Regions from separate parts of the Homo sapiens genome. Here regions 2 and 3 are each linked to region 1. The links are chromatin loops, found by intact Hi-C in ENCODE. Cell type or tissue: HepG2. All regions are shown on one strand. Region 1 has its middle 11 kb from the start of LINC02106. Region 2 has its middle 36 kb from the start of ISL1-DT. Region 3 has its middle 350 kb from the start of LINC02118.

Region 1 (8,000 bases):
CTCTGAGTTTGAGCGGTCTGATGCTGTCCCTCAGCGGATTAGAGTGGGATAGGGTTGAGTGCTGAGACTGGGAAAGCGGTTCTCAACCGCGGTTCACACTAGTATTCTAACCGAAATAGTAAACACACACACACACACACACACACACACACACACACACACACACACACACGACCACCTTCAGGGATTCTGATATTCTTAGGCAATTTTTTCTTTTCCCAGATAATATAATATGCTATCACTGTAGAGAACCAATATTTGAGAATTTCCTGGTTAGAGTGCAAGTGAAAAAGTTAACTGGCTTAATATTTAACTTTTATATATCATTTGATATTTACTTATTTTACCTAGAAAACCACAGGCCCACCATTATTTCCTGGGCTACTTGGGAGATATTATTTGAAAGATATTTTTTTTCAGGTTATTGGAAAAGTGATTTGAGTTTCAGTATTTGAAATTTTAAGATTTTTAAGACTAGGTTCTTGTTTCCTTCCTTCTTTCCTTGGGGTAAAATATATGTAGTGTTATCAATAATGATAAAAATAGAATTAATATAAAATTATAATTGTGAGGAGGGCAAGTAATAGCAGTCCACCACTCTAAGGTGGACACCAGATTCTTATTGCAGTAAGTTGTTGGTTGACTCACTTTGGACAATTCTTTTAATCAAGCTGTGCCTCAATTTCCTCTTCCACAAATGAAGTGAACCCATTGGATAATTTTAAGTTACCTTCTAGATTTAGTGAATGTGTAAACCTAAAGCACTAGAGAAAACACATGTTACTAAAAAGTTTGCAGATATAGGCTTTATATGTTATATTCATCCTTTCAAAGAGGAATTATTATTATAAATCCAGATTTTTGAAATGTGGCCTTTTCTATAGTCAAGGCATATCCAGAATTTTTTGTCTGGTACCAAAAAAAATCATATAAACATTAGAGAAATATAGCACAAACTTACACTAAAATAAAATTAAGCAACCTATCATTACTGCTCCATTCATCCAACCAGTCCTGCAATTCAGGCATAGTATTTTTGATAGTTTTGCTACTGTCTCCGCAAATGAATTGATATTTAAAAGGGAAGAAAACGCTGAATTTTTCTTCCACTGCACTCCAGCCTGGGCAAAAGAGCTGAATTCCATCTCAAAAAAAAAAAAAAAAGGAATATGAAATTGGAATTCAAATAAAGGTAGGCCTTATTTGTGGTTAGAATGGAGAACTGTGCCCATCACCATCTTTACATCATCTGCTTTACCACTCCAGCTAAGTGGTGAGCAGATACTTGTGATTAACTGCCCTTTGAGGGGCTTCAGCATGAAATATTTGAGACCCTTTCTGGGTTTCAGTTCTCAAGAACCAGATGTGCATCACCGAGACACTTTAGCAGAGGAGGCTGTGATTATTGGTATCAGCAGAAAAATGTGTTTTGGGAAGGCACCAATTAAAGGTGAAGTATCTCAAAGGAAACAGAAAAAAATTGTAAACAGCAACAGAACATGATGTTTTCACTTTGTTAATTCTCATCAAGAATCACAACACAATATAGCACTTAGATGCTCGATGGTTACATCAACACTCATATTAATATCTTTTAGTAAAATAAAGTATCAATCATATGAAAAATACAGTTTTTAATCATAAGCGGTAATTATTTTTAAGGTTACAGAGAGAATGAACATTTCAAAGACACAAGCACTGAAGCTGTTCACATCCCATACCTCATTTATGACAGCAACTTCAGAACTGGCTTATCTGGGCTATGCGTCCCAGCCTTTTGCATTTTTTCCTAGTAAATAAGCACTAGTTTGATTAAGGGACTTGCTTTGAAGTCTTGCTGGTATTTGAGATTTTCACAGTATTCTTGGCAACTTGGTTCCAAAAATGTTGTTTTATGATTACTTAAAAAAAATGTATCTGTGATGTTTAAGCAAAACAATAAGAGTTCATAAATAATTTGCTTTCATTTTATGGTAGTTTACATGATAATGTGACATAAAGAAGAGAATGTGCTTGAGTGTGTACAGGCATGTGTACAGCAATAGTAGTGGTGGTAGCACACACAGGTTGGGGTAACTGACCACTTCATGACACCTGCTATGAGAACTCCACCTCCTGCCACAGACCTGAACCTGGGCAGCCAGATTTTCACTATGCAACCAATCTAACCACCATTACCTCTGCCTTCTCCCTGCCCACAACTGACTGGAAAGGGATGAATCTCTTTTACAAGGATTCGGAGAAATCAAAGTCTCTCTCCCAGCACTTTGGGAGGCTGAGGTGGGCGGATCACCTGAGGTCAGAAGTTCGAGACCAGCTTGGCCAACATAGTGAAACCCTGTCTCTACTAAGAATACGAAAATTAGCTGGGCGTGGTGGCAGGTGCCTGCAGTCCCAGCTACTTGGGAGGCTGAGGCAGGAGAATCACTTGAACCTGGGAGGTGGAGGTTGCAGTGAGCCGAGATTCCCGCCACTGTGCTCCAGCCTGGGCAAAAAAGCTGAACTCCACCAAAAAAAAAAAAGAGAAAGAAAGAAAGAAAGAATGAAAGAAAGAAAGAGGAAGGAAGGAAGGAAATATGAAATTGGAATTCAAATAAGGTTAGACCTTATTTGTGATTAGAATGGAGAACTGTGCCCATCGCCATGTTTACATCATCTGCTATGTGCTATTGTTTAGCATCGGTCCTTGGTCAGACTGAGCTAATCTTCCTAGGCATTTTGTCTCCATCTAAAGATAGAACTTTACGATTAGGAATTTCTGACACTTGCAGATGTTAGTGAGGATGTTTTGGAGACATTTCTCAAAATGTGTCAATGCCTTTGGGAATGTTCTTGAAGAGAGAAAGAAAATAAAATGTATTAAGAAGCAATTTATATGGGGCAAGCATTTCGATACAGTGTCCTACTTAATCCTCACATGGCTTGGTGCTAGGAGTAGTCATCCACGCCCACTTTGCAGTCAGGAAACTGGGAGTCAGGAATTTCATAACTTAAACCACAGCAAAGATTGTTATCCTAGGGCTGAAATGGCATTTGGAGACCAGTGGTTATAATTCCAGAATCTAAAGTTATTCTGCCATGTGTGTTTCTTTCTATCAGTTAGTTATTTTGACTACGTTGGAGGAATATTCAACTCCATCTAATTACTCACTGATCTAGGTGGGCATCAAGTAAAACAGATAATATCACAGCCAAGATGTACAGAAGTAAGTTGCAGTCTTTTTCAAAACCTGATTTACTAAGATCATTGCTTTGGTTTTCTCAGAAACCTAGAAGCTGGTCTTAATGTTGAATTATCTCTGTTATCTGCATATAGGTAGATTCCCCTGGATTATAATTACTCACAGGTAGTCACATTTCCCCTTTTCCAAGAAACTTACCCCTCCAACAAATTAAGACACATCCTTTTCCTTATAGTATTTTCATCCTTCTTATTTTGGGTATTTTTTATCAAAAGATCCAGATGCTCTGTCCTGTCTCATTTGTCCCATGCTATTGTCTCATTCTCAAAGAGCCATTCATGATGAATGAGCCTTTAATGTTTTCTTTACATATATCCTTCTTTCTTTGAAGGATGTTAATATTCTTCCATTAATATTTCTTCTGAGCCAAGAGACAGATAACGTCCAACTGGCATATTTCCATACTGGACTGAATGATAATTTTATAATAAATATTGCATGTCATTTCTTATTATAAAAATCTCTTTTCAGCATGCATGTCCATTTTGTAAGAGGATTAGCTGGGCTTTGCTGTGGGATACTTGAACTTTTGGTAAGCTTTTTCAATCCTTTCATTTAGTGGAAAGGTGATTAAAATGACAGAAAAGCATTTAAACTTAGTTATCATGATCAACCTTCCCAATAGCTTTCTTTTTCTATCACGTGCTTTAGCCAGAGGTAAGAGAGCAATCATCTTTGAGGGCCTTCTCTACCTGCATCCTACGAAAATGAGTTTTCTAGAATTTTCTCAGATATTCCAGTGGAAGTGTTTCTTATAGTATCCTTTGCTGCCACCTGCTGTTCAGCCTACATTTATGAAAGCTGTCAATGCTATCCATTGTTGATGGTGTATTTTCTAACGTAAGGGGTGGGTAAAGATAACAAAACTGATGCATTGCCAGATCCTGTCAAGTGATCACACTTAAACATGACCTTCGAACCAGTAGCTGCATTTAATGTTTGTAGAAATTTACTTCCTTTGTCACACTCTTAGTGTGACATAGTAGCATAATAACCTAAGAAATCCTATTTCTTTCTCCTTTCAAGAACAGCAGGCTGGTCGTTGAGGAAATCAGTCTTTAAGTTGTTGAGGCCAGAATTGTAAGCTGGAGCCACCATGTGTAACTGCAGTCCACTAATGAATTAATAGCATTTATTTGTACTCCATGCTTCCAGCTGCCCAACCTCCGCTTTGCTATCTTGGTTGCTTGTATCTTGGTTGCTTGTATCTTGGTTGCTTGGTTGCTCTCATCTTTCTGCCACACTCACTGTCAGGAGAGTTGGGCTGCAGTAAATGTTGCTTCCTTGCTGTTTCTTTACTCCCTTTGTGCTCCTTTATTACTGAGCAGGCTCAGTTCTCTAGCTTTGGAGTTATAAACTGGGTTCACAATACAGACTAAATACATGCTGTTCCTCAATCCTTTATGTGAATGCTAGGTGTTTAAGTGCATAAAATGTTACCTTTTTCTTATAAGTGTGCCCATCTCAGTAATTCATTTAGCAGGGAGGTCTCTCCCTAACATTGCTGGAGCATCTGCTAACATTGTAGTTCATTTTCTAGAGACAACACCTTAATGGCAGAAGTTGCATAGGCTAAATGACTTTTGTTTGTGACACTTTACAATTGTAACTAGAAAGAAATTCAACACAGCACTGGGTAAAAAAAATGCAGAGAATGATCTCTTGCTTTCTTCTTAAGCTCACCATCTTTCTCCATCAAACTCAGCAGCAGCAGCGGGAAGGTTACAGTTACTTTTGAGAACACTGCGGCTGATGCTTCTTGTACAAATATTCGCTTTCTTCATGACAGAACTCCTTTTCCAAATTTACATTCAGGCCAAGATAAGTCATCCAGCTCAACCATGCATTTCAAAACCACCTGGTATCCTCAAATGTTCTTGTGACCAGGCTTCTAAAATCCTGTAGGGCAAAAATCTAACAAAGAGAAGTCATCCGCAAAGGTCACTGCTTCCAAGTTCATCTTTGGCAGGATGTAGCTCTGTGCTGATATTAAAAAAAAAAATGTATCTAAAGTACAAGATATAGTTCTCTTTTGTGCAACATTCCCAAATCTGATTTGGCTTTCAAATTTATTGCAACCTTTAAAGGGGTGATTTTGGCAATGTTCTGGGGGTGGGGTTGATAACAGTCAAAAAGCTGTGGAAATGATTTAATGGTTCATGGCTTTGAAGTGCCTATGAAAGACATTTAACTAACTTTATATTTCTCCCTACATTTTCCCCAAAACGTGTATGTGTGGAAATTTTCCAAATTGCTTTTCCTTAAAGCACAGAGGACATCATTTTAGTGCTGGAGGGCAGAAATTTATTACTTTACAAGCTCCTTGCTTGCACATGTTTTTCTTCAGAGCTCACTGAAGTTACTTTTCCATCTTTTGCTAACAAACTGAAAAACTTCTTCTAATTTCTTCTTTGATATGTTATGAAGACAGCCCCCCACCCTTCCTCTATAAATCTTCCAGGTACTTTTAGTGCAGCAGCAGGATATATGAATCTAACTCAGGGAATTAGGAAGGGAGGGAGGGAGGAAGAATTAACATGTTAATCACTTATCTGATGCTAAGCACTAAGTGAGATCCTTCATGTCATATATATTTGCTCATTAAAATCATGAATTAATTTGATAAATACTTATTAAGATTGTACTAAGGTGGCTCAAAACTGTAAACCCAGCACTTTGGGAGGCTGAGGCAGGAGCAATCGCTTGAGCCCAGGAGTTTGAGACCAGCTTGGGCAACACAGGGAGATCTTATGTTTACAAAAAACTTAAAAATTAGCGAGGTGTGATGTTGTTTGCTTTTGGTCCCAGCTACTAGAGAGGCTGAGGTGAGAGGATTGTTTGAGCCTGGGAGGTTGAGGCTGCAGTGAGCTATGGTTGCGCCATTGTATTCCAGCCTGGGCAACAGAGCAAGACCCTTTCTCAGACCAAAAGGAAAAAATAAATAAATATATATATATATACACACACGCACACACACACACACTAAGAGCTGGGCATTCTTGGGACTGAGTACTAACCATAAACTAATTTACTGTCCAGTAGGAGAAACATACAAGTAAAAAGTCAAGGTTGATGCAATATCAAATGCTTTTGAGAGGCAGTTACAACACAGTGCTTGGAAATATGGACTTTGAAGACAGCCTATTTGGGTTGAATACAAATTCTGCTACTTGCTAGCCCTGTAATCTTGTGCAAGTTACTTCACCCTTGGACCTTTGTTGTCTCATCTGTGAATTAGGAATAAGAAGAGCATTTACTTCAATATGTTGTTGTGCAGATAAAATGAATTAATACACTGGGAGTGCTTATAAAGGTGCCTGGTATTTAGATTATATACGTAGCTACTTCTCAATATCCAGATTTCAGCTCAAATGTCATGTCCTTGACTGGAATTTTCCCATCGGCCTTTTTAATATATTTATTTTGAGACTCATCGACCTTTTAAAACCAGGCTCTCCTCAAGAGTCACTCTCATTCCTACCACGTTCTTTAATTCCTTATGGGCCTATCACTCTGTGGAATTACATTCATCTTATTTGCTTGCTTATTAATTGTCTCTTTTGCCTACTAGAGAGTTCAAAACACAAGGGTGGAGACCTCTCCAATTTTATTCGTTGCTTTGTTTCCAGACCCTAGGACAGTGCCTGGAACACACTCATTTTTCTACTAGAATTCATGAAATGAATTGCTGGATGTTAAGAGTTATGACAGGGGTAAGCACAGAGCTCTATTTGGAAGTACATAGGAGAGAGAGTTGACCCAGTCTTTGATGGCATGTCATATGGTTTCCAGGAGGAAGTGACATCCTTCAGCACCGGCAGACTGTTCATCATTAGGGGCAGAGGTAAAAAGACAGGAATTCCAGGAAGCAAGAGGGAGGGAAAATATGCATTTAATCCTCATAATGGCAGTTTAAGATGGGCATTTTTATCCCCATTATCTGAAGTGAGAAAAAGAAACTGAGAGTGAGCTATGTGAACTTGCCCAGAGTCCCAGAGTTAGTACATGTCAGGGATAAGATTAAATCATTCCACTGCACTTACCTGCAAAGAATAGGACTGTACGAGCCTCAAAATCAGAAATGATATCTAGTGCCTGAAATTGTTCTTCATAGACCCCATTCACTCAGAAATGTTGCTGTGATGTTTTTCCTGTGCTATGAAGAGTATCACAACATGTCACTCTTCGCTGCAGATCAAGAGGAGCCTTCTTGGATTCCACCTCACTGTCTTTTCATGATCTAACCTTGTATCTGGCTTCCTTGTTACAAACACACGTCATACATTCCAAACTGCATGGAAAATAGAAAAGCAATTCTCTACACTTGAACATGCACATAGAAAAACCCAGCCATTTTGGTGAAGATGAGATTGGTTAATTCTCTGGCTGTTGCCCTATCCTGTTCATGCTCACTAGGCAGACAACACCAAGCTTGGCCCTGGTAGAACAGCCTCATCTCTGAATGCTCTCTACCGGCCAGTGGATCAACAGCTTACTCCTCCTTTAGAAACACTGGAAAGAGGCTTTCGTCAATAGATTTAACACAGTCTTTTTTTCTTTTTTTAATATTTGGAGAGATTTATTCTGAGCCAAATATGAGTGACCATGGCCTGTGACACAGCCCTCAGGAGGTCCTAAGAACATGTGCCCAAGGTGGTCAGGGTGCAGCTTGGTTTAATACATTTTAGGGAGGCATGTGACTTCAATCACATACATTTAAGAAATATGTTGGTTCTGTTCAGAAAGGTGGAACAACTT
Region 2 (8,000 bases), 390 kb before region 1:
ATGGGTTTCCTGAATACAGCACACTGATGGGTCTTGACTCTTTATCCAATTTGCCAGTCTGTGTCTTTTAGTTGGAGCATTTCGGCCATTTCCATTTAAGGTTAATATTGTTATGTGTGAATTTGATCCTGTCATTATGATGTTAGCTGGTCATTTTGCTCGTTAGTTGATGCAGTTTCTTCCTAGCCTCGATGGTCTTTACAATTTGGCATGTTTTTGCAGTGGCTGGTACCGGTTGTTCCTTTCCATGTTTAGTGCTTCCTTCAGTAGCTCTTGTAGGGCAGGGCTGGTGGTGACAGAATCTCTCAGCATTTCCTGGTCTGTAAAGGATTTTATTTCTCCTTCACTTATGAAGCCTAGTTTGGCTGGATATGAAATTCTGGGTTGAAAATTCTTTTCTTTAAGAATGTTGAATATTGGCCCCCACTCTCTTCTGGCTTGTAGAGTTTCTGCCGAGAGATCAGCTGTCAATCTGATGGGCTTCCCCTTTGTGGGTAACCTGACCTTTTTCTCTGACTGCCCTTAACATTTTTTCCTTCATTTCAACTTTGGTGAATCTGACAATTATGTGTCTTTGAGTAGCTCTTCTTGAGGAGTATCTTTGTGGCATTCTCTGTATTTCCTGAATTTGAATGTTGGCCTGCCTTGCTAGATTGGGGAAGTTCTCCTGGATAATATCCTGCAGAGTGTTTTCCAACTTGGTTCCATTCTCCCTGTCACTTTCAGGTACACCAATCAGACGTAGATTTGGTCTTTTCACATAGTCCCATATTTCTTGGAGGCTTTGTTCGTTTCTTTTTGTTCTTTTTTCTCTAAACTTCTCTTCTCACTTCGTTTCATTCAATTGATCTTCCATCACTGATTCCCTTTCCTCCAGTTGATCCAATCAGCTACTGAGGCTTGTGCATTCATCACGTAGTTCTCGTGCCTTGGTTTTCAGCTCCATCAGGTCCTTTAGGGACTTCTCTGTGTTAGTTATTCTAGTTAGCCATTCGTCTAATTTTTGTTCAAGGTTTTTAACTTCTTTGCCATGGGTTCAAACTTCCTCCTTTAGCTCAGAGTTGTTTGATCACCTGAAGCCTTCTTCTCTCAACTCGGCAAAGTCATTCTCCTTCCAGCTTTCTTCCATTGCAGGTGAGCAGCTATGTTCCTTTGGAGGAGGAGAGGCGCTCTGATTTTTAGAGTTTCCAGTTTTTCTGCTCTGGTTTTTCCCCATCTTTGTGGTTTTATCTACCTTTCGTCTTTGATGATGGTGACGTACAGGTGGGGTTTTGGTATGGATGTCCTTTCTGTTTGTTAGTTTTCCTTCTAACAGTCAGGACCCTCAGCTTCAAGTCTGTTGGAGTTTGCTGGAGGTCCACTCCAGACCCTGTTTGCCTGGGTATCAGCAGCACAGGCTGCAGAACAGTGGATGTTAGTGAGCAGCAAATGTTGCTGCCTGATCATTCCTCTGGAAGTTTTGTCTCAGAGGAGTACCTGGCCGTGTGAGGTGTCAGTCTGCCCCTACTGGGGGCTGCCTCCCAATTAGCCTACTCGGGGGTCAGGGACCCACTTGAGGAGGCAGTCTGTCTGTTCTGAGATCTCCAGCTGCATGTTGAGAGAACCACTAGTCTCTTCAAAGCTGTCAGACAGGGACAATTAAGTCTGCAGAGGATTCTGCTGCCTTTTGTTTGTCTATGTCCTGCCCCCAGAGGTGGAGTCTACAGAGGCAGGTAGGCCTCCTTGAGCTGCGGTGGGCTCCACCCAGTTCGAGCTTCCAGGCCGCTTTGGCTTTGTTTACTTACTCAAGCCTCAGCAATGGCGGGCACCCCTCCCCCAGCCTTGCTGCCACCTTGCAGTTTGATCTCAGACTGCTGTGCTAGCAATGAGTGAGGCTCTGTGGGTGTAGGACCTTCCAAGCCAGGCGTGGGATATAATTTCCTGGTGTGCCGTTTGCTAAGACCATTGGAAAAGCTCAGTATTAGGGTGGGAGTGACCTGATTTTCCAGGTGCCATCTGTCACCCCTTTCTTTGACTAGGAAAGGGAATTCCCTGACCCCTTGCCCTTCCCAGGTGAGGTGATGCCTTGCCCTGCTTCGGCTCACGCTTGGTGCACTGCACCCACTCTCCTGTACCCACTTTCTGACACTCCCCTGTGAGATGAACCCGGTACCTCACTTGGAGATGGAGAAGTCACCCGTCTTCTGCATGGCTCACGCTGGGAGCTGTAGACTGGAGCTGTTCCTATTTGGCCATCTTGGCTCCACCCAAGAACCACTTTTCAAATCAAAGGTCTTTAAGTTCATGATATTTCAGTGCAAGAGTGTTCAAACACTCTTCCCAAGAATTTTGGCATCCAGATATAATGGAAGAGCTTACTGGAGAGAGGGGGTATGACCTTAAGAGCAGAGGTGAAAAGCCATCTGATAAAAGCACTGGAGGCCATAAAGCCTAAGGCAAATTTAAGCTAAACAAAATTTGTTAGATTCACACAAGGGAACAGTGGCAATGGTGGAAGGGGAGATGCTGGAAGTACAGGTTATAAGATGGTTGCAATAGCCTAGATATGCAATTAAAAGGCATAATCTAGTCTTGTTAGTGGCAATAAAATGGAGAGGATAAGTGGGAAAGAAAGGAATGAGAGCTAACAGAACTTGGTGATTAATTTTAAGGTAAAGTGGATCTTCATGGGAAAATAAATCAAAGGAGATCAAAAATTTTAGTTTAGGTGACTGAACACTGTATGAATGCCCACTAACTTAAATAGAACTATTAGGCAGAATTTGGTTTAGAAGTTATGGCATTTTAAGTGGCAACAAAGCATCAGTTGAGAAAGTAAACCAAGCAGTTGAAAATATAAGTCTAGAGTTAAAGTTAGAGGCTAGTTTCAGAGACTAAGATTTAGTTGTGAGCTACAAGGAATAACAGTCAAACTTACTTTGCAAATGGAAATTAAATAGCTTGATCTGCTACTTACTCTCTTCCGATCTGGATCTTGGGATCGTGTGTCTGTAGTTTGAAGGAATTTCCACAAGGTGGTGATGCATTCTTATTAGCTAGTGTAGACTTCAGGTTTCAAAATAAATTATTAACAGGAATCTAAAAACAACTATTTGCTCCCTTTTTGGCATCTGTCTGAAGTCATTATTTGATGTGTTATATGAAAATATTATTTACTAACAAAGTATAACTAAATCATTTATCTTGTTATTTTCAAGAGATATCAAGAATACAAAGCTTACTTGGAGTAAAAATTACACTGCTCATGACAATTTAGGATAATTAAGGGCTATCCCAGCTTTTCATGAAAAAATAAAACTAGACATTTTCTCAGATTTTTGTCACGATTTGTTATATAATCTCACTTCTGTTTGCTTTTATGACAGGATGCTCATTTGGACTTTTTATTTTTCAGATCAATCTTTCTTCATTCCACCTGTCTCATATTTTTAAGTGTAAATTGTATGTTCTTTCTGGTTTTGAAAGCATTGTTCTACCCACACCCTAGAAATTCAAATCCTCTTGACACCCATATCCCACTCACACTTGCTTAAAGATCTAAATAAAAACATGTACTTTTCTTATGTGAATGAGTCATCAATGAATCATATAATATTACAAATATACGTTTGTATATAAGTATCCAAAATCTTAACCACATATTTTTATAACTGCTTGTGATATTTCTCCCACATTCATTATCTGTATTGAAAACATAGTTTAATGTATCAGTAAAAACTTATAAGTTGCTTAAGAGTCTGATTGAGAGGATGTAGATTGTGTTTCAGTCATATCTTAGCTCTTCTCCTAATAGGATGGTTGTTTAAAATTATTGTGCATTATTCATTGTCTTCTTTACATGGTTAAGTGAAAATGTGGGTTTAAGAAATTAGGTTTACTTAAAGGTCCAGAAAAAATCCCATTCATTGGAAGAAAATGTGTAAGTATCAATTTGAATTGAGAGAGGAGAACTCATAAAAGATATCTCCTTGACTATGTTCTTATCTTCATTTACCAGGCATGCAATGACTTTCCATAAGTGAGAAATTTTTTTAAAAAGTAAAAAAATATGAAAAGTATTGTTGGTACCAGAATGCTTTTCCACACTATTTGAACACAAAGTATATTGAAAACCTTATTCATTGTGAAATGCCATGGAGAACCATGTTGATACAGCAGAAGGCATCAAACGTCTTCAAAGATCTGAATAAAAAAGCAATGTAGGAGAGAGATGATTGAAGATAAGACCTCAGGTTGAGCAGGTCTGGGCTGCTTCAGAACATTTGAAAATCATGCAAGACCATGTAGTTTGAAGGTCATACATGAATCAGCTGCCACTGATACTGAGACTGAAGTGGTCTCCCTTAGTGAATTGCAGAAAATTATTGATGGGTGTGGTTATTGTGCAAAGCAAAATTTCAATATTGATGAAATGAATATCTTTGGAGATGAATGCTGTCATGTAGGTTTATTTCAGATAATTAGGAAAAACCTTGTCTTGGTCCATTTTCTGCTGCATTATGGCAGACTGGGTAATTTACAAAGAAAAGAGGGCTGGGCATGGTGGCGCATGCCTGCAATCCCAGCTACTTGGGAGGCTGAGGCAGGAGAATCACTTGAACCTGGGAGATGGAGGTTGCAGCGAGCAGAGATCGTGCCATTGCACTCCAGCCTGGTCACAGAGCGAGACTCCGTCTCAAAAAAAAAAAAAAAAAAAAAAAAAGACCTGTAAAGATGAAAGATTAATAGATATAATAGATAATAGAGGAGGAAGATAGTGAATTTCAGTTATTGTCCTGAGAACAATTGCATTGATGAGGGCTTTAATTTGTCTCACTCATCTCCATCTTTAAGAGGAAGACCTATAGGAAGTTCCTGAGGAGATCCCCCCCATTATTTAAAAACTTATTCAGAGAAAGATGAGTCAACCCAGGAAACCAGGGAATGGCTGGGGGAAAATGAATGATGTCTAGCACTATCAGAGCCAATAGAAGAGAACATTTTAAGAAGGAAGGCCCCTAGGAGGTGAAGTCCATGAGAAGTATGAAGTACCTGAATCTTAAAGATGCGTGGAGAAGTAGATTCATGCATTAAAAGAGTAGACTGTGGCAGCCATGGAGAGAGTTAGTGCAGAGCATAGATGACTGATAGCCCCCAGCTGCCATACCATCCAATCGACTGTGGTGTTTTTGCCAAGGCTGCCCTCTCCAGAGTTCCTCACAGCCAATGACTGAACACTGCAAGAGAACTAGTGTCAGGTCATTTTTGCCTAATGATGGACTCCTCTACAGGCCCCTTTGCTTAGGGGCTCTCTATCAACCTGGCCAAGATCTTTTCCGAAATGCTATGTAGTCTGAAGCTCTTTCCCCATCCTCATTTCTTCCTTGTCTCTTTTCAAAAGTGTCATACCTGCATTGCAGTCTGAAGGTTCCTCCCTCCTCCTTATGCTCCTGTACTCTTTATACTTCACAAGCATTTTCCACAACAAATCTCTTATCACTTGCTTCTCACAGATTTCAAACTGACACACTCACAGGTCTGAAATTTGGCGGGGATACACTTGGCTTCAGCTGGGGCTACTCAAATGCTGGGAACTAGAGTTATCTGAAGACTGATTCACATCTTTGGCATTTGAAATTGACTCTTGGCTAAGACCTTGGCTGGGGCTGTCGGCTACAATGCCTACATGTGGCTTCTCCCTGTGGCCTGGATTTCCTCCCAACATATTTCCTTGACTCCAAGTCCTAAGAGAGAAATAGTCAAACAGAAGCCTTGTTACCTTTTCTGACCTAGCCTCAGAAGTCACACAACATCATATCTACTGCATCCTATTTGCCATACACAGGGCCAGCTCTGACTTACTGTGGGAGGCAATCACATACGGACATGATTACCAAGCAGTGTAGATCATTGGTAGCCATCTTAGATGCTAGTTACCTCATTCTAAATGTAACACAGAAAAATGGATATATCTTGAAAATGTGTTAAAACGAAGAAGCAAAAGAAAATACTTTTATCAATGTCAAATACGTACATAAACACCAAACCACAATATGTATCTTATAAGAATACATACAACAAAAAGTTGTGAATCAAACATTTTAGAATGGCTTGTATAGGAAGAAAAGTAGGATGATAATGAGAAATAGGAATAACAATCTGAAAAACAAAATTTATTTTGCTTTAACAAATTTTTAATTCAAATATAGTTTTCCATTTACATATAACCATTTATATTTCAAAATGATGTTCACATCATAATATGCAAACTATTATTGGAAAATGAAGGTAGACTACAACTCCATTACTTTCCTAAGAGCAAGAATTTCAGGCAACATGAAACTCTCCCAGCGGAAGCTTTACTTTGGTTTCTATTCAAACAGCTAATGGTGGTCCGCAACTTTTGTAAATGGTCTTTGATTAAAGTTCCTTATTTGTTGAAGACTGGCCAAGATCTAGGCTCATAATCAATATTAGACCTTTAAGAATGATTATTTCCTGTGTTTTGAGTTCAATTACTTGTATTGTGTACGTGTAAAATTTGAAGGCAATGAATATAAATGACACATTTCACATGTCAGATATTTCTGCATTTAGCCTATAAATTAATTTAATAACATTAGTCATCATTTATGTAAGTATTTAATTTGTAGATTCATTATTTGTTCTTTTGAATACACAAATACATATTTTAGAATAAATTAGAAAAGATTTGTGAGTTATAAAGACATGAATCTCTAAACTTGAATATTTTCTTGAAGTTACTTCCCTTATAACAGAAAAAATGTGAACATTTATGTAAAATGATAATATATTTTTTCATCTTTAAAAGAATGAATACTTTCTGATTTTCAATGTGATTCTCTTTTATTATGAGTTATGGTTTCACAGAGAATTATTATGGGAGTTATGCTAATTAATCATAAGTGTATATATTATCTTATTTCCTTTAACTTTTTAAACCTTTGCATACAGGTCCTTTAAAAATTCTTTAGTTTGACGGTTGGCAACCAGTCAATGCTCCACCAACTTCCTGCAAAAGGGCATTATTTTGCATGTCCTTGGAGACTGGATAATTAACGTGTAATGTTTTACTTAAAACTGTAATTAAGTTTAAATTAAAATTCTTTGGGTTTTTAATAGAAGAGGAAGCATTTTGGTGGCTTTTTCACTTAAATGTTATATTTGCCAGCCTGTCTGGGCAAAACTGCCTCCATTTATATATACTTAATATTGTTGTTTTAATGTTGGCATTGGGTCTGGAAACTTTAAGAAAACTTTGTTGTTTTTCTTCCTACCCTCCATCACAGTTGTTTCACTTTAGTTTGTATTAAACATATGATGAAACAAATAAGACACTCATTGCCATTTGCTATTTACCCCTTTGTAGAAACTAGAAAAGTTCTGTTTAATCTTTTCTTGAAAACTCATTTTTAAGCCCTATAGACTTTCTCTTCCTCGGGCACTGGTTCTATTCTGAAGACCAGTAACATGGGTATGAAAACTCATGAAGAAGTTTCATCAATAAACATCAATTGAAGACCACCCATCTTGTTTCCAGCTTGGATATACATCCCACCCCCTGATTTGAGGGATACCAGCATATTCTGAACTTGAGTGTTTTCAAATTAATCTTCACATTCAGTAAACTATGTTAATTTCACCCACTCTGTACTTTTCCTCATTTTCTTCTTCCAGTTCTCAGAATTAGGAAATATTTTAAGTTATAATTCATCTGCTATTATTCTTACTCAAGAATTTTATTTCAAAATATCTAAAGTAGTTGGTAATTTATAATATCTAAAGAATAGGCCAGATCCACATAAAACCATAAACACAAGCAGTCACTGAACATGAACTGGGATGTTCAGTAAATCTCCAATCTGAATGATTTGTCATCATTAATGTGGTTGCGTTGTGATAATTTCTCGAAGAAACAGGTCAACTAGTTTATAGAAAAATACAGTCATATTCAATTTTGGCTTCAGCATCTATATACTTCGAGCAAGTGGGATCTTTAA
Region 3 (8,000 bases), 1.4 Mb before region 1:
CCAAAAGATCATGAACATATATCAAGACTTATCTGTGCAGGTGGTTCTTGTACAGGAAACAGCATTATACACAGTTTGACTAAGGGTCACAAAGGAGTAAATACAGTTCTTTTTGAACTTGACAATAATTTATTGGAATTTAGCTTACTTTAAATAACAAAGTGGCAGGCTAAGCCTCAAAATTCTCCATTGTATACACTCATTTCTCTGACTTGACTCATTCTGAGAATAAACTGGCTCTGAGGGAAAGAGGAGTCTGTGTTGAAAGATGTATTATTAAGCCTTTGCTAATACTAAAGTAAGATGCTTTTCCAAGAATCTTGGTCTAAATTTTTTCTTATATTTTGGAAATTGACTGTAATTCAACAGTCAGGATTTTGGAAATGGGGAGTTGTTGATCAAAAGGTACAAACTTTAAGTAATAAGATGAATAAATTCTGGAAATATAATTTACAGTATGGTGACTATAACTAATAATAATGCATTGTATACTTGCGATTTGCTAAGACAGTAGATTGTGTTTTTATCACTCACATACACACAAAAGGTAACTACATAAGGTGATGTATATACTAATTAGCTTGATTTTGGTAATCATTTGACAATGCAGATGTATATTAAATCATCACATTGTACACTTTAAATATGCATAATTTTTATTTGTTAATCATACCTCAGTAAAGCTGGAAAAAGTCTATCTACAGTTTTTAAAATAAAGTGTAATGTAGAATTTGGGTAAGACTTCAGAATTATTATAAAATGTGTAAGCACATAAACATCAAATTATACCCTAAAATTAGAGAGAGAGCATTCTTGAGTTGCTTGAATTCTAATATAGTCTTTTGTTCAATGTTGTTTTGTTTTTGCTTCTTGTGTTGATTGTTTTTCTTACCGTTACTCATGATAGGATAAGCAGGGTAGCAAGATGTTAAAGAACAACAACAACAAAAAGCTGGGCGCAGTGGCTCACACCTGTAATCCCAGCACTTTGGGAGGCCGAGGCAGGTGGATTGCCAGAGCTCAGGAGTTCGAGACCATCCTGGGCAATGTGGTGAAACCCCATCTCTACTAAAATACAAAAAATCACCCGGGCATGGTGGCATGTGCCTGTAATCCCAGCTACTTGAGAGGCTGAGGCACGGGAATTGCTTGAACCTGGGAGGCAAAGGTTGCAGCGAGCTGAGATTGTGCCACTGCATTCCAGCCTGGGTGACAGAGTGAGACTCTGTCTTCAACAAAACAAAACAAAACAAAATAAAACAAAACAAAATAAAACAAAACAAGAAAAAAGAAAAAAAAAAGACTTTCAATGTTTCAATGACATTTTCTTTTATGTGTGGATAGAAAAACATATTCACAAATATAAACATAGTGAACTCAATATTATTCTAACTATATTCTCAAATCTGATTTTTTAATTGAAAATTACATACTAAACAAATAATTCATGCAAAATCAGAACCTCCCATTAGGAATTGCCTATGTAATTCATTTCATGTGTTTTCCAGGATTTATCTAACCAGTTCCCCTATTCCCCTTTGGATGAACCGCAGGCTATTTCAGTTTGTTCATTAACTGTAACGCTCCCATGAACATCCTTCTACGCATTTTTTTTAAAGCACATGCTCTGAAGTACTGTAATATATGCTCTAAAACTGATGAATTGTTTTTTCAACATACAGATGTTACATTCAGCAGAGAATAAACAATGGCTTAGCCCCAAACAGAGAGGTGGCAGCATGGAGAACAGGATTGATGTTTGGAATATTGTTCTTAAGGGGCTAAGCACATCATCCAACACTGTCCTGGATTCGAGCCCCATAGTATTAGTGACAGATTCCCCAGGCCACATCTACATTGATCTTTGTGGAACATATAACAACAGGGAAAATTAGATAGGTAACCACTCGGTGAGGTTTGCGTTGGTGCATCTATCAATTATTTCACCCATTTAACTATTATCTCTCTTCTTATAGAGATTGCTTTCTTTTTTTCATGCAACAACACTATTAGTCTAGATTTCCACAGTGCTCTCAATTGAATCCTTAATATTCTACCTGTGGGAACAAAAGACATTATAAACTGACACTCACAACATTGGATCTTGGTTTTTTGTCACTGCTACTTGTAGCCATATATCTTCAGAGTTTTGATAATGACTGAGATGTCAATTGTCAATTTTGAGGTAAAGTAATAGGGATTTATTGCCCTTTAGGTTGATCGAAAGCTGAAGTAAATAACACATTATCCTTGATTTTTAAAGGTATTTTGCTTAAAAATAAATCAGTTCAAAATGTGTTCTCTTTCTTGCAGCTGAGTGTAACAAAGTCTGGTGACAAAGAAATGTAGTAATTAAGTAAGTGGAACAGGTCAAACCCCTTAACCATTAGTAGGTGGTATTTCTTTGTTAATTTTTGAATTTAATCTAAATTTAAACAGATATAATTGCCTTATATATTTATCTTTAGGTTACAAGTATAAAATCCATATGGATAGCTATAAGTCTACCGCCCAAAGTGCATAATTATCACATCCAAATAAGGATTGAAATGAAGATAAATGTATTTTAAACATATAGGTGCATATTTTTGAAAATTCTCTTCTTTTTAAAAAATGTGTCAATTGCAGTCACCTGGAATGAATGAGTTTCTTATTTTATAAATAAATTATACATTTCTAATTCTAAATAAAATATTGTTCTCTAATGCATGACAAAATAATAATTGAGTGACAAGCTTTGTTAAGAGAAAACATAGTTTTTAAAGCATATAATTTTGTAAAGTAGTCATGGATGGGAACATAAAATAGTTATTTACATTTTAAATGGAGGAATGCACTTTTTTTTACTGAATAAATGTAGTATTCCTTCACACTAAGAAGGATTGGTAAAATAACATACATTCTTTCTAAGTTTTATAGTTTATTCAAATATGTCAGCAATTAGCTCTTTTAGAAAATAATTCAACTGAAGCAATTGAAAATAGTTTAATGACTGTGATGAATATTACAGGAAAGAACTTCAGTCTTTGTGATCCATCATCTACAAAGAGTTCTCAGGTACAGCCACAATTTGATAGATTGAAACAAAAAGTTTCCTTATAAACACCTTATCAGAATTGGACAGTAGGGGACGATATTTCCCTAGTTTGTGTAAAATAAAGCAGCAGTTAAAAGACAAAAATAATCTTTAATGGGCGATATAGCTAGCCAAAAGCAAAGGCAAATCTGAAAGAAATTATGAAATTAAACTCACATTTGTTATAATACGTTTCTTTGTGCTTGTTTATCAAAATCAGCTTTTGTTCCTTGTGGAATATTTGGCTGTATTGTCATCAGCATTTTTTGTATTTAGATTTTATAAACACTTCTCATTAGTGTTATTTCCACTATATCTTCCCAATTAGAATTTTCCATAGGGGAAGAATATACATTAAAAAGGGTTTGGTTTGAATTAAACACATTTATCTTTTAGTTTTGCCAAGAGAAAAGAAAAATCAAGAGGTAAAAACATACCAGAAGAAGCGATATAACTGGTGATGCGTCTATAGAATTAATATAAGTGCTTTCAATTCTATTCTATGTAGTAACCTGGGGAAAAAGAATCTTATCAAAATTATACATGTTTAATTGAGTTTGTGGTAAGAGATATAATTGTGTCAAGGAATAGTTCTAGAGAGTTTTTATTGGATAGGCCCAGTTTCACAAAAATTAATGGCTGAAAATACATCCATATTTATGTAGAGAAAAAAAAAGTATGAAATAGTAAACCATTCCAGAGTAGTTTTTGGTATGGTTTTCAGGTTGATTTTTATCCTGACATTGCCATGAAAATTGAAAGCAGCAGTTTTACATATAATTTTAAGTAGCTGGTATTTTATTAGTGAAATTATGTTTTTTCTGGTATCAAACATTTTTGCCATATGTTAATGAACTATTAAAATTAATACATGATTTTGGCTAGAAATTTCATAATTTTTATTTCTGTGCTTTTTCCAGAAACTAGATTTCTATTTACCATTTCAATATATAATATTGAAATACTTGTGAGTATTAAAGCCTGATATACATCTCAAACTTTCATAGATTTACTTACTGTGAAATATAATCAAATTTATAAAACTTACAGGAGGTAAAAGACATTGAGGTACTTTATAAAGGCAAAGTCTGTGGATAATTGTTAAAACAATTTTTCTGATAGCTCAGTTAATCATGGAATCATACACAAATCATGTAATCTCTATACATTCTAATTTCGGTGATTGTTTGTTAGAGGCCCAGGAAACCAAACCCAAATTTTACCCACTTTATAAGTGTCCCACTGGATGGTTTTTTTTTTTTTTTTTTTTTTTTTTTGGAAAGTAAACCTGATTTGGCTAAAATTACTGAAGCAAATCATAATGCAACGCAAAGATAATTTACTATACAAAAGTACAACCATGGTTTAAGACAAATTTCTTATAGTGATCCAAACTTAGCTGGAAAATATATACAATTAATGGCACTTACATATGACATATATGTAACAGATCAATAACGGTAAAAAGGTTATTAAACAAGGAAGTAAGAATATCCAAATTAAGCAGATAGGCTAAGAGCAGCCCTCAAATGGCATGCTTATCACCTAACTTCTCTCATTCCTGAGGAGTTTACAAACCAAGAATAAATATTCTAGAGTAAAGTATGAAGTATAAGATTGATTATAACTTAGACCTTGTCAGGACAAACACTATATATACACCACAATATGTTGTGTTCAACCTTTGAAAGCCTTTTCAACCTTGTGAATACATGAAACATAAGCTACCTGTAATTATGAATTAATAGTGTTATTGAACACCTATCAGATTCAAGGTTTTTGTGTAGTTATAAGGAAACCCTTTGACCAAAAATAATGGCAAAATAGAATCCCTTCACTACCTTTTTAGGACCGTGTGTCCTTTGTTTTCTGAGCTAGTCCAGGATATTTGCGTGAAAGTTTAAAGACACTTGAATAGAGCTTTTAAATTGGTCTAACTAAAAAATAAGTAATAGGTTTAGAGAAGTTTCTTTCTATAAGAACAACAGTTTTTGCCCTACAGGGAGTATTTGGCAATGTCTGAAGATAGTTTTAGTTGTCACAGCTTGGGATGGCAGGAGAGGTTACTACTAGGAACTAGTAGGACAAGGCCAGGGATTCTGCTAAATCCTTTCCTTTCCTCCTTAACAAAGTATTGCCAATCTAACATGCCAATAGTGCTAAGGAAGGAGAATATTCAGAAAAAAAGAGAATTCCTTCTGCTACCTTTGAAGTCAAGTGGAACATAGCAGTGAGAATTAGGAAAGATTTGTTCACCGGAAGCAGATTGGAGAGCCCCTGGGAAGAGTCCTATGAATATTTTTTAAATAAAGTATTATGTGCTAAGATATGCTATCCCTCCTTGTGAGTTACAAATCTTCAGTAAAAGTACAATATGCTGGTTGTTGTTGATTTCCCTTCACAGTCCTTTGAAGGGACTGAGTTTTATAATTAATGCTAGTTAATCCATGAAGACACAAGAGAACAAATGCAATTTGATTTGATATTTAGTTAGTGCATCCCAGTTCACTGACAGTGCAAGTATTGTAATATTTTCATGTCAGCTGATAAATAACTGCTAACTTATACCTCTAAATGATCTTGTCCTGACTACCCCTATACCTCTCAAAATCTAGCAGATGAAGAGATGATGTCTGATATAACTGGGGGCCAGAAGCAGATTCCAATCCTGCAGTCAATGTCCTCTAAGATGGTTTGTGCCTCTACTATATTTTGGTTAAGTATTTTGAACATTACTCCTAGCTAAACTCTTAATAAAATCGAACCCCAGTTCTCAAAATTTGGCAACCGAAGGTCAATCTGCATATGAGATCATGTAGACGGTAGTGAAAACCTTCACCTTGTGAAGGTTGGAGATTCACAAATTGAGATTGTTCATTCTATTGACAGACTTGAAAGTGTTGTTTTAAATTTATTAACTAACATGGCAGGTTTTTAATGAGAGATTCAGTGTGTGAACAATTGCTTACATGTCAGTATGCTAGTTTTCTAAGTAAAGCTAAGAATGTTTCAAGTAGCATAATATTTATTTGCTTAGTTTAGAATCCTTGGCATGAAAATGCTTTGAAAACACTGGCTTAGTTTCAAAATAATAAACATGTCAAGGAATGGAAATCTCCTTAAAAACAAAATGAAGATAAGATTGGGAATGTCAGAATTGAGCTGTACAAGTGCTCAAATCAATTATTTCAAATGCATTTTCATTATCCAAATTCACTTGTGATATTTATTTGTAAGAATTGTTTATTGTTGCTATAAAATTCATGACACAGCACCTTGGATTGGTTTGCATTTTTCTCTACAGAGAGATATCTGAAATTGTGATAGTGAATTAGCCAAGGTAAGACAGAGGTCCTGGATGCAGAAAGGCTGTGAAACTTGCCCATTGTGTTTAGGAAGACAAGGCCAAAATGTAACCTGGACCACAAGATTGTATGTGGTAAGTACCTTACTGTGGTGTTTGAACACTTATTTTTCTTAAAGGAGTAGAAATTATTATTATAATTATCTGCATGAGATAGTATTCCTGTTTCATTACGTTGTAGAGCTAAATGGCTTTTCAATGGAATACCAACCTACATAGCATATGAATTTAAAGAGTGTCAAATTCTGTTACAGAGGTTGGGTAAAGAGATAAAAATCTCCTTTAACAAATGGATATTTAGATGATGAGCCTGATAACTTAGAAAATATCAACGTAGCAAAACCTCAGAAGAGATCAGGTGGTTTTGATAATGAATGTTTGAATTAAAATGATTTTCTATTGTTGCTTTGATAAAAAAAAAACTAAATAAACTTTGCCTTTGGCCCACATTACACCCAGCTCTACACCCAGGCCTCTTCAAATTGCTCTGACAAAAACACTCACTTATACACACACATACATGTCACCATGCTTGTTTTCAGAGATCTAGAAAACCCCAATACCAATGTAAAATTAAATCTTCAAGTAGTTATTCAATAATCAAAATCAAGGCAGAAATTGGCAAATTTCTCAGTTTCTGTGGGTCAGGAATCTGTGTGTGGCTTAGCTGAGTTCTCGCTGACAGTATCTCATAAGGCTCCAGTCATGGCTGCAGTCATCTCGAGACTGGAGGAAGATTCACTTCCAATCTCATAGACATGGTTGCTGGCCAGATTCAATTCCTTGCAGGTTGATTGGGGACCTCAGGTTTCCCCTGGCTATTTGGCAGAGGCCACCATCAGTTCCGTGCCACGTGAATCTGTCCATAAGGAAGCAGCCATTCACATGTTTTATTACATCAAATAAATGGAGAGAGAGAGAGAACTTGACACAATGAAAGCCATGATCTTTGTAATCTAACATTGGAGGTAACATCCCATCATTTTGGTTTGTCTAGAGAGCCCAGTAATAAACCCATGCACATACAGTCACTGACATTTAACAAGAATGCCAAGATGTCATAATGAGGAAAGGATAGTCTAATCAACAAATGGTGGTAGGAAAACTGGATATTAACATGCTAAAGGATAAAATTGAACACTTATTTTACATCATACACAAAAATCAACTCAAGATATATTAAAAACGTAAACCTAAGATGTGAAACCATAAAACTTCAAGAAATCATAGGAGAAAACTTTATAACATTAGTCTCAGTAGTTATTTCTTGGATATGACACCAAAATCACAGGCAATCAAAGCACCAAAGCAAAAATAGATCATGGTACTACATCAAAGTTAAAAAGATTTTGCATAGAAAAGCAAATAATCAACAGAGTGAATGGCAACCTATGGAATGGCAGAAAATATCTCCAAACCATATATCTGATAAGAGATTAATACCCAAAGTATATAAGGAACTCCTACAACTCTACAGCAAAAGGCACAACCAGATTAAAAAATGAGCAACAGATTTGAATAGACATTTCTCCAAAAAAACCATATACGTGGCCAACCGGT

Evidence for each region. Hi-C counts contacts between places; a loop is a spot of excess contacts. Peaks named below come from ENCODE experiments on the same cell type or tissue, not always from the same donor. Only the 100,000 strongest peaks of a DNase experiment are listed, where the experiment ranks them.
Region 2: a loop joins it to region 1, with 25 times the contacts of the local background. A loop is called at or near these places in 9 of 110 quality-filtered maps.
Region 3: it touches region 1 in a loop (29-fold over the local background); 16 of 110 quality-filtered maps call a loop at or near these places.

Annotation. Positions count from the first base shown.
Region 1 is chr5:50,955,074-50,963,073 of GRCh38, reverse strand. No RefSeq gene overlaps it. Among named protein-coding and RNA genes, the nearest start is that of LINC02106, 11 kb to the left of the region's middle. In HepG2, a CTCF peak has its summit at 4,007 (motif pointing left); DNase peaks (open chromatin) are centred at 3 and 4,033.
Region 2 is chr5:51,342,916-51,350,915 of GRCh38, reverse strand. No RefSeq gene overlaps it. Among named protein-coding and RNA genes, the nearest start is that of ISL1-DT, 36 kb to the left of the region's middle. In HepG2, a CTCF peak has its summit at 3,003 (motif pointing right); no DNase peak of the experiment used is centred here.
Region 3 is chr5:52,351,635-52,359,634 of GRCh38, reverse strand. No RefSeq gene overlaps it. Among named protein-coding and RNA genes, the nearest start is that of LINC02118, 350 kb to the right of the region's middle. In HepG2, a CTCF peak has its summit at 3,125 (motif pointing right); no DNase peak of the experiment used is centred here.